Regions from separate parts of the Homo sapiens genome. Here region 1 is linked to region 2. A link is a loop called in an ENCODE intact Hi-C map of the cell type or tissue named here. Cell type or tissue: dorsolateral prefrontal cortex. All regions are shown on one strand. Each heading gives the region's core, and the rest is flanking DNA. Links, peaks and the distances in the headings are about the cores only.

Region 1 (5,387 bases), core at 238-5,237, 160 kb before region 2:
AATAATAAAATACAGGATCTTATATTTGTTTGATGATTTGGAAAATTATTTTTTCTCTGACAAGAAGGTACCCCGAAGTTTTAAATCAGACATGATACATAAAATAAAGTTACATGGAAAATTACTCGGTCTTTTATGGCTTTCATGATATCTGAACAATTAAGTCTTCTTTGCCCAGGTTTCTAAAATGCTTCTCACATGCATACACTGGCCTATTTAGCCATATGTTTTTCTACCAGTTAATCTATAAACATAACTTCCTAGAAGCATGAAGCAGGGTGTACTTTTTTAGGTAATATGTAGCAAGGGTTTTTTTTATAGTTAGGTTATCAATACACATTTTAAAATAATACTTATAAATTAAGAATGATAAGTTTAATAAATACTGTTATGTATATTCAGTTACTGATTTAAGAAAGGACTGCTTATGTTTATTTTAATCCGACTTTTACTATTTAACAGACTCGACCTGAATTTGATTTATATGTACCAAAAAAAAAATATTTTAGGAAAATATTAATTTCAATTTTGAATTTTATCATTCAAAATCTGTTTTCTCTCAGTTACACTTGTATTATATCGAGGATACCAAAATAGATACTAACTTCCTTTCCACCAAATTATTCACTGTCTTTTCATGTTATTAGGTATCATCTGTTGAAAGGCCCCCATCTTCTCATGCTTGGGGTGCAGTCTCCTTGTGTTTGGTTTTGACCTCACCGTAGTTGCTTCTGTGCTCTGCAGCCAGCATGATCTTTAAGAAACTCAAATCTGATCACGTCATTCCTTGCTTTCAAATATTTCAGTGGCTCCCTGTTTCTGTCTGTAAAAAGCATGAAATATTCCTTACCAAAAGGCACCTGGCCTTTGATGTCCTTTCCTCTGCTTTGTCTCTTGCCACCTTGCCATACTCATATTCATTTTCTCTTCCCCACTCCTTCCATCCCTAACACACACACACTTGAGCCATACTAAAGTATTTGCTGTTTCCCAGATGTACCACATTGACTCTTTCTACTGTAATTTTGAGCATGCTCTCTCTCTTCCATTTGGAATGTCCCCAACCCTTCCATTTTTGCCTGATTTTTTTCTTCCTTCAGGGCATAGCTTAGCTGACAACTCTTCCTAGAAAATTTCCCTCCTCCCAAGTCTGGGTACCTTTCTCTGGGCACTAAAAGAATACCGAATAAATTCTACATATAGTGTCTATCATAATGCATTGTAATTGCTTATTTTTACTCTGTTTTATTAGGAGTACCTGGAAGCCAATGTCCATGTCTTATTCCCAGTGACATCTCCAGCTCCTACTACATGGCCTGGCTCGGTGCAATAGTAATATTGGGATGTTATCGTTGAGTATTCTGTAAACAAATTAGTGTGCCCAGAAAACTCAGAGGTGAATTAGTTCACGGCCCAAATCTTACAACCCATCTGTTTAGGTTCTACAGTTTACGATGGTATTGTCTATTGCTCCTCTGTAATTAATTTTAATTTTATATTATTTTGAGTGAAGTTTCATTTACCTAGTTCCTTACCAAACCAGGACAAAGCCAAATCTCAGTAGAGTGTGTGTATCTACTCATATGCCACTAGACAAGACAAATCTGCCTTTACATCTGGCTGTGGTAGCAATTCCCAGATGCACTTAATTCTGACACATGGCCATTATTGAACCAAAAGCAATTGCCTGGCATGATTATAGTTCTTATTTGTTTTCGTTTTAAGGGGCCTCATCCAGGCTGCCAAATGTACAACAGGTGCCTTGGTTTTATACTTGCCAATCTGTTGTTATTCAAATGACCGCCCTAACAGAGACTAATGGTATCTAATAAAATTGATCTCGGTTCTGGCAAGCCAGACTCACAAGAGCAAGAGCCGTAGGAACTGCAGTGGGAAAATATGCTGGTGGTAAATGTGCCTGGTGAAGCACACACTTTTTTTGGGGGAAAGTGACGTATGTCTCACACATGGGCCTCTTGTTTATGTTGAGCTGTGGACATTTTCTGAAACCCAGTGTTACTTAGACACTAGGATTTGCAGTATCTAATCTTGTTTTTGATGTACTTGCTGGGTGGCATGGGACAGGATTGGCTGTGCCAGCTTATCAGTGAATGGCTGTGCCATGCCTGTAAGGCACAGCCAGGCTGTCTTTCATGCCAAACAGCTGGCATATTTGATGGCTTGTATTTCCTATTGTTAGAAATTTGCCTCACTGATTTCACAGGGCCTTGTAAAGTCTTGAATATCGCCAGAGCTAGCCAGGAGAGGAGTATGTCAGGTTGCAACCAAGAGCTAATATTTAAATACTGTATTCAAATGACATGTACGATTTGGCGACTTTTTTTCTTTATAGGACACTGACTGAAGGAAAGCTTTGCCATCAAAGGAGATAACCTCTTGACAACTGGCCTTGCAAACTTTTTCAAAAGTATAAGTGGTGTTAACTGTTAGGACCAGGTCTCAGAGGAACACAGAATTGTGTGTTTTTTTTTGTTTTTGTTTTTTTTTCCTGCAAGGATTTTAGAGACCTCATTTTATTCACTCACTCACTTGTGTTCCCATTTATACATCCATTCTTTAAAGCACCAGACATTAAACTATGCTAAATGCAAAGTACTGTGGGAATATAAGGCTGAGTAAAGCACTATTATACTTGTCAGTGCAAGTATAATTTGCACTGACAAATTTTAGAGATCTGGATTTTTAAGATTTTAGAAAACTTGTGCCGGTAATGTCCATTTTTAATTGGAGAGCTTTATGTTGTCATGTGGAAAAAAGCTACTCAAATTCCACCATGATAGTAGAGCTTACTGGTTTCATTAAATAATAACACCAACTACCAAAGTAGGAGATGGGGGTTAGAGCCTTAGCTGCCTAGCCACACTTCACTTTGCTCCACAGTTAATTGAGCTCATGTAATTTCCTGTGACCTAGCATATAGAATAGCTCTTAGCTTGGGATTTGGCTATTATTGGACCATCTTTTTGTATTATTTATACCCATCTTCCTTGAAAAAGGATTTGTGGCAGCTATTAAATCATATGCTTCATTATCCTTAATAAATCACCTTGGTAGAGCAGACAATGGATTATTGTACAGATGGTTAGTTTCTATGAGAAATTTTTTAAAATATGCATAATCTTGGCCTCATTTTGAGTGATATTTTATTTCAAGGCTTTTAAAAATGATAGAAACCTTTAAAAAGTATACCAAACTGCTCAGTGACTATTGTTCATATTAAATAAAAAATATGCTTAGTAAAAGGAATGTAAATGTGATTAACAATTTTTTAAAATATATTAAGAGGCCTGTTACCTTTTCTGATTGTGAAAATCTTTCAAAATAATCTTTTCATTATACAGAAGGAAAGACACACCATGGATGTGGTAGGGCTTTACAGTAATAATGTTCTTTGCAACTAGTGTTGAGAGAAATAATGATGTAAGCAAATCCATAGATAAAAGATTGTATCCACAAGCCTATATGAACATGGTATTATGTATAATGTAGATAAAGGGGAAATAAATGACCTTTTAGATGTTTTAAGCATAAAACTCTTCTTTTGGAATATTTAGGTACTAGAGTGACAGATTACATTATGTTTCCATACGTCTGGATGAGAGAGAACCAAACACATTTCTGCTTGTAAAATGTGCCATGCTGGCTTCTTCATCATGGGTGATGACCATTTTTCAGATACCAATTAGAAATTTTCAAAAGGTGCTGGAAAGGACCTGAGAGTAAACCTCATGTTGTTTTGCTGAGGAACCTAAGATCCCAAAAATTGAAGAGGCTTTCTTACTCCAGCTGACCTCTCCATCTTGGTCTTTGGAACCTAAGGCCAGTCCTTTCTGGGCTTGACACTGTCTTTGTTACACTGCAGAAATGGGGTCCTTGCCAACCCTTTGCTTGCTCTTTGAGGGAGGAAGATCCCATAGTAGACAGTATCTGCCTTGATGAGGATTCTAGTGACATTTCTCATCAAAACTCAGGAGATGAGAACGGGAGGCAGATCTTTTTTATCCCAGTATTCCAACTTAAGAAACCCATTGTCCTTTTTACTTAATTAAAATTAAATGTAATTAAAACCACATTCATGCTAGCTACATTTGAAGTGGTTAATAACCACATGTAGCTAGTGGCCATGATATAGAACCAGCACCGACATAGAACGTTTCCCGTGTTGCACTAAGTTGTATTAGACAGCCCTAGTCTACCAGATCATTCTGAAACATCATTTGATCTTTTCAAGGTTACAGATGTAATAAAATCAAGGTGTACAGCATTTATGTAGTTAGAATACTCGTTGACTCTAGCAGGAAAGATGTAAGTGAAAGATACTGTGTTTCAAAAATACCTTCTCAAGGAAAGTGAATTGATAACAGATTCTGTGCATTTTGCCTAATGACAGACAAACTCTTTGATTTTGTACCAGCCCGATGTGAAGTACACTTCCATGGAAATCAAATAAAGGAACAAATATAGTACTATCAGTTCCACCTTTCCTCTCAGATTTCCCAGGGAGTCTTTTCTGTTGCTTTCCAAGTGATTTTTGTCTTCAGCCATTGTGACTGCATAGCTGTATGGGAGGAATTAAGGAGTGGCAATATAGTTGGAAGAGGGGGCTCAGTAGGGTGATTATGTAATTTAACATCTAAATAGGATGCTGTGAGAGTGAATGGGGATGTTCTTAATGGGTCAACAGGTGTAGACTGGGCTGTCCAAAGCAGATAGATCTGTCTTAAAGCTCCATGTGCAGCGCAGAGCAAGTGTGTCTTTGTTAGGATGGCCGACGGAGCAGGAGGGAGATGTGAAGGGTATCCTGGGGATGTGAAACACCGTCAAAGTCTCCCCTTGGCATCTTTCCTCCTGCTCTTTTGCTTTATTATAGTGCGTTTGAATTTTGTCACAGATCAGGCCAATCCAATGTCACATGTAATTAATGCTGACAAGCACATCTCAGAACAACCTGCTAGAAGTCACTGAAAGAAATCTAGGGCCAGATGAGTGACTTCCAGACTCCACCCCTGACAGTTTGGTGGGAATGAGAGACAGAGTAGTAGAGACAGTACTGAGCCTAACACTTTAACCCCCTACCTCTCCACAGTCTCCCTACCACTAGGTGAGAGTTAAGTATAAGGTTTCTAGAGAGATGTAATGGAACAGCCATATCAAATACAAACCAAAGGTAGTTCTACTAATGTACTAATGTACTGCTCTAATACAGTTGTAAAGGGATACTGATGTTACCCTTGTATACCCTAACTTTTATTCATCTATTTCAAAGCCATAAAAGTAATATAATCTCATTATAAGATATTTAGAAACAGAAAAAAAATATGTTGCTGATAATCCTTTTGCTCATAATCCTTTTATCTGAAAACATA
Region 2 (5,387 bases), core at 242-5,241:
AGCGCTTTGAAACCAAATGTAGGATAAGCTTGTTTTTTTTTCTGATTTCTGCCATGTATTCCAGAGATTCTCTTAAACCTGTAAAATCTAAGGACTGAATTTGATTTAGCAAACAATATATGTGGAATATTTTTTAGGAGAGTCTAGTGTTTGCTGCATTCAGAATGTATCCAGCATTTTCTTGGCTCTTTGGAATGGTATGAAAGGTCTCCCAGGATAATTTTAATTGATTTTTCTTTCAATCATGAGAGTGAAAAGCAATGTTACACAGGCTCTTCTCCCCCGGGGGAAATACCATATCTTACACATTAGCTTCATAGAGAAGTTAAAGTGTTTTAAAAGTTTGGTCTGGTTGATCTACTTTTGTTTGGTTCTCTTACTTGAGAGAATATAAAATTAAACTTCTGATAGCTAGCTTTCAACTTTTAACCCATGCCTTAGAGAGTTAGCTTTAAATGCGTCAAAACTTATTTTGGCTTCCTTTTTATTATGTAGTTTCAGTGACTCATGGATAATATTTTACCATTTCCTCATTTTGGTATTTGGTAACCTTCTACTTGGATGGTGGCTTGGTAGAGCCAAGTTTCTGGACCTCTTAGTCAAAATAACTCTGGTTCCGATCCTAGCTTTGCCAGTTGCAACTATGTGAACATGGACACATTTTTGGCTTGTTTGACCCCCCTTCACTTATTTCTAAAATGGAGCTATTACCTACTTTATGAAATTGTTGTGACAATGTATATTATTATATCTGAAATGTAGGAGGTGTTCATTAACCTATTTGGATCACTTCTGGTGAGAATTAGAACATGTGTTAATTCTTCGTGACATGGCTCTGTGTTGTGGACCTAAACATGGAGAATTTTCACTCTGTGCCTACATTCACAAATGCAACATGTGGGTTTGTATATACATATGTTGTACATGAACTCAGATTCCAAGTTAGCTGTGTTCAAATCTGAATTCTCCCCTGCATAACTTTATACTTGGCCAATTTTGCCTCCAAATTAATTGGTCACTGAATATTTTAAGTTTTTAATATGAAAACAACATGATGTCTTAAAGGTGGCAGTGAAGCAGACAAACTTTATTTTTTACTAAAGATGAAATTGAGTCATATTGTACGCTGTGCACTGAACTTGATAAAGAAGTTCAAGGGTTATAGATGTTTTGATAGTTTCTGCTTGCTTTCAGAGGACTGTTGACTCCCTTAGGAGAGTCCCTTAGCATTCAGATGAGAACACTTGTCTTTGAACATCTCCCCAAGAGCCAGACTGGACAGATGTTTCTCAAAATGAGCCGCTGAAAGCAGCTGAAACTAGAATTTCAAAGAAAACTGTCCAATCTGGCTTGAGTCTTTTATTTTTAAAGACATAATAAAGAGGAGCCTAGTGCTCGTTTGGCATTTTATTTTTATTTATTTATTTTTAACAAAAAGCACTGTATGTAAAGGTACTGCTTTGGGAAAGATTTCAGTCGGAAAATGAAAATGTGATTAGATTTGGTTTATTAATATCGGCCTGTACCTCTTCTGTGGCTGTGCTGTTGCTTGACATTCTTGAACACCTTTGATTCTGTATATTTCTCTATGGTGTTAGTTTGGTACACTATTTATTCAAGTCCACTGTTCAGTCAGTTTTAAAACAGGCCATTTATGGTAAAAAATCAGCCCAACCAGTTGATGGACATTATATAAAACCAAAGTATTGGCTGGTTTCCAACTGTTCCTGATGTGTTTGTTGCCTTGATATAGTTACATCACACCCAGTCTGTTTTACATGCAGCGTTTGCCCACAGGAGTTCTTCTGAAACTCCAACAAAATGGAAACATTGTGGCTGTGTATATTTTAAGCTCTCGTCTGTTGGTTTTGTTCCTGGAACCTTCAAAAATGATTTTTTTTTCCCCAAAATTCTGACAGTATTTGTAAAGAAAGAGTATTGCTCCATTGGGCCTTGCTTTGTCTCTACTCTCACGCCAAATATAATGTACCTTTTTTTTTTTTCTGCTTTCTACATTTATGCACTTCTTTGTAGAGGCCTTTTTGTTTCCTTTGAAAGATGGTTCCTTTCATCTTTTGCCTTTGTTTTCATTCACTGCCAAAGAAAAGCTTTCTCCTAAAGGCTCCAGAATATAAGGATGTCTTTTTATGAGCTCTGTCCATTGGAATAACAATGTAATGCTGTTGCCCTTGAAAAATATCAGGACAGAAGGGCATCTTGACATCCAGCCCCGGATGCAAACACAGCCCATCCCCAGAAGAGCATCTTTACAGGTGCAGAAATTCACTCAAAGCAATTTACTCGGACTGGGGAAAGCTGATCACTGTTTTTTCTCTCTCTAGGATTGTGAAGTTTGTGAATATTGTTTGAGCACATGCATATTAATCATATGCCCACAGAGAGCAGTAAAATCCTTTGAATGAAAATATTCATTGGGAAGTAAATGAATATAATTATAATTCGTAGAAGCACTTTTGTCAAAGTGCAATCTGTAACCCTTAAAATCAAAACACAGCAGGCACCCTTAATATTGTTCTAAATAGGTGTCTTCTTGTAAATAGTTTCCTGTTAATCAATCTTAACATAGCTCCCTCATTCTTTTATTATTTTTCAACATATATAGAAATTACTATAATTTGTGTATTAGTCTGTAAATGATAGGATTCAGTGTAGGTTAGTTGGAAAGGAAGAAATGAGTGAGGCTAGTTTTACTGAGCCCAGTACTATAACTGAGACCTTAGTCACATGATTTCCTCTGCAGTGTGAACTTGTAGGGGAAAGAAAGAGGGATATCATTGAAGGAAAGAGGAGTATCATGGGGTTTGCAGTCAGAGGGACTTGGGTTCCAATCTTGGTTCACTTGTCAGCTGTGTGACATTGAGCACCTTATTAGCTTCTCCCAGCCCAGTATTGCTCATTTGTAAAATAGAGATGGCTTACAAAATCATTGTGAGGAGAAGTGATGATATACAAAATATAGTTCTTGGGACATAATACTTGTTTTTATTTTGCAGAGAATTGGGTTTGCTGGCAATCACATTGGGAGTGTTTCAGCTTCTGTATGTGTATAATACATGACACAAAACGTTGGTAGCTTATAAAAAGACATCTGTTACTATCACAGATTTCTATAGGTTAGTAATTCAGATAGGGCGCAGCAGAGATGACTTTTCGCTGCTCCACCATATCTTAGCTGCAATGAGAAGACTCTAAGGAGGGGTGGGTAGCTGGAGTCTTCTGACCTTACCTACTCACAAGCCCACTGGTTGATGTTGGGACCTCTTGAACATTCGCTGCTGGTACAGTTAGGACTCCTCAGACACCTCCCTTTCTGTCTGTATTTGGTCTCCTGATGAGTTCTCTCTAGCATGGCAGCTTCGGAGTAGTTGGAACCCTTACGTCTTAGCCCAGGACTCCTGGTTCTGGTCGGGGAAGAAAAGGGAAGAAGGCAGAATGAAGACTGCCAGAAGGAGAGTCGGCAGAAGCCGTGTCTCCTTGCGACTTAGCTGGGAACTCACATAGCATCACTTCCAGCATACTCTATGGCCAGTGCTGTCACAACCCTGTGCCCAGATTCAAATGGAGGGAATAGACTCCCCACTGCTAGTGGAAGGAGACCTTATGGCGTGAGATATGTGCATCTTTGGAAAATATGACCTGCCATAGGACTGGCAAGAAGGACTTTTAAATTTTATTTCTTCCTCCTTTTCCTTGATGACATATAGAGGAGGTGGGTTCTGAGAGTCAGGTTGGAGCTGAATTGGAGGCTTATTAAAACCAGCCTGAAAAAAGTGAACTGTTTGCAAACAACTGATGTCCTCTGTAATTTCCTTTTCTCTCTCTCTCACTTATGTATACACTTTTTTTTTTTTTTTTGAGAAAGGAGTGTCTCCATGAAAGAGAGAGGCTTATCCAAGTTATGAATTAACATTTTTCAAAGAAGCTTAACTTTTAGGGTCTTATATTCTCCCTATGTTTTCATAAATTTTGCTTTCAAACCTGACAGTCAAATCATGAATGCAAAGTCAGATTTGAAGAGAATTCCTTCAGAGAGACACCACAGCACATGCAGAAAATACAGCTTTGTGTGTGGCACTCAAAAGTGGTATGCCTTCTTAAGCCAGATCCACCTTTTCTTCCAAGCCTGCTGCTCTTTTTTTATATTCCTCTTACAAAAGTTAAGATGTGGAAAATCATGTGGACCTATTAAGGCAGTGATTAAGGTAACTGTTGGAGTTATTGTTAAAACTCATCTCTCTAGAACCCAGGTTTAAAAGCCTTTAGACACTTTTTTTGGGAAACCTGCAAGTCATAGTCTTGAATGCTTGAAACAAATACTGAAAACAAAATAGCAACAGCAGAAACTCGCTTACAAAAAAATAAACAACAACTCAGAAAGGAACAGCAAAAACCTATGATAGGCCTACATTAGAAGAGCTAAAATAGTGAATATCTGTTTTATACACTTAACTGAGTGGGAAGAAAACATGTAATTAGTATTACTAAATCTTTGATATTTAATGAAAATATACTCAGACCTCCCCCATTTCAGCCTCCTTAATTTTCCTTAAATGTGATGTTCTGTTCAATGTTTTAAGAAAGAGCTTTGTACATCACCTGCTACACTAGGATAACATTTTGGCTTAACTGCTAACAACAAATTGCCATAGGCATAAATTAAGGGAAAAAAGGGTGTTAATTATTTTTAAATGTTTTTTATAATTTCATATAGTTTTCTTTTTAATTGCAAAAATGTATATGTTGTGTACCACAGGGGTTTTTAATTTATTTCTTATTGACATAGTACATATTTTGGGGGTACGTGTGATATTGGTGTAATTTGGATATGTATCCCCCCAAACATTTATGTTTTCTTTGAAAGGTGTTAATTATTTAAAGCCCAAGTTCAGGCTTCCTCCCTGGGAACTCCTGTTGTTAGTTTTTGTTTGTCATGCTAAGAATGGGTATATCCCGGTAGGAGTCGAAGTCTCATTGAAGAGGTTTAATAAATAAATTTACATTCTTATTTAGACTTCTCTCGTGCAAAAACACTATTTGTTGTTTACCTAATGCATAATGCATTTTTATTATGTTTTGATGAGTCACATACATTCTGCACATTGTGTGGTTAGCTTGTACTGAATGACAAAGGTGTCTATATCGCTATTTTGCTGTCTCATTGAATTTTTTACGTACATATGTTCATAAATGTGGGCTATGAAGTGATTTTTCATATTTAAGGGTTTAAAAAAAATCCTTGCATGTTTTGTGGGAAATGTTTGTAGAACTTTTTGGAGATTTCCATTGTCTTCTCCTACCGTAGTCGGTTGTTCAGCACCTTTTAGAGCTGAAGTAATGTACTGGTTTCCAAGAATGTAATAATGAAA

What was found. A loop is a pair of places that touch in the nucleus more often than their neighbours do. Peaks named below come from ENCODE experiments on the same cell type or tissue, not always from the same donor. Only the 100,000 strongest peaks of a DNase experiment are listed, where the experiment ranks them.
Region 1: it touches region 2 in a loop (2.6-fold over the local background); 6 of 110 quality-filtered maps call a loop at or near these places.

What each region holds. Positions count from the first base shown.
Region 1 is chr9:8,842,289-8,847,675 of GRCh38, reverse strand. All of the region lies in intron 11 of PTPRD (protein tyrosine phosphatase receptor type D), which reads left to right. Among named protein-coding and RNA genes, the nearest start is that of PTPRD-AS1, 13 kb to the left of the region's middle. In dorsolateral prefrontal cortex, for the core only: no CTCF peak of the experiment used is centred there; a DNase peak (open chromatin) is centred at 2,115; H3K4me3 peaks cover 2,381 bases; H3K27ac peaks cover 5,000 bases.
Region 2 is chr9:8,681,875-8,687,261 of GRCh38, reverse strand. All of the region lies in intron 12 of PTPRD (protein tyrosine phosphatase receptor type D), which reads left to right. Among named protein-coding and RNA genes, the nearest start is that of PTPRD-AS1, 170 kb to the left of the region's middle. In dorsolateral prefrontal cortex, for the core only: no CTCF peak of the experiment used is centred there; no DNase peak of the experiment used is centred there; H3K27ac peaks cover 4,010 bases.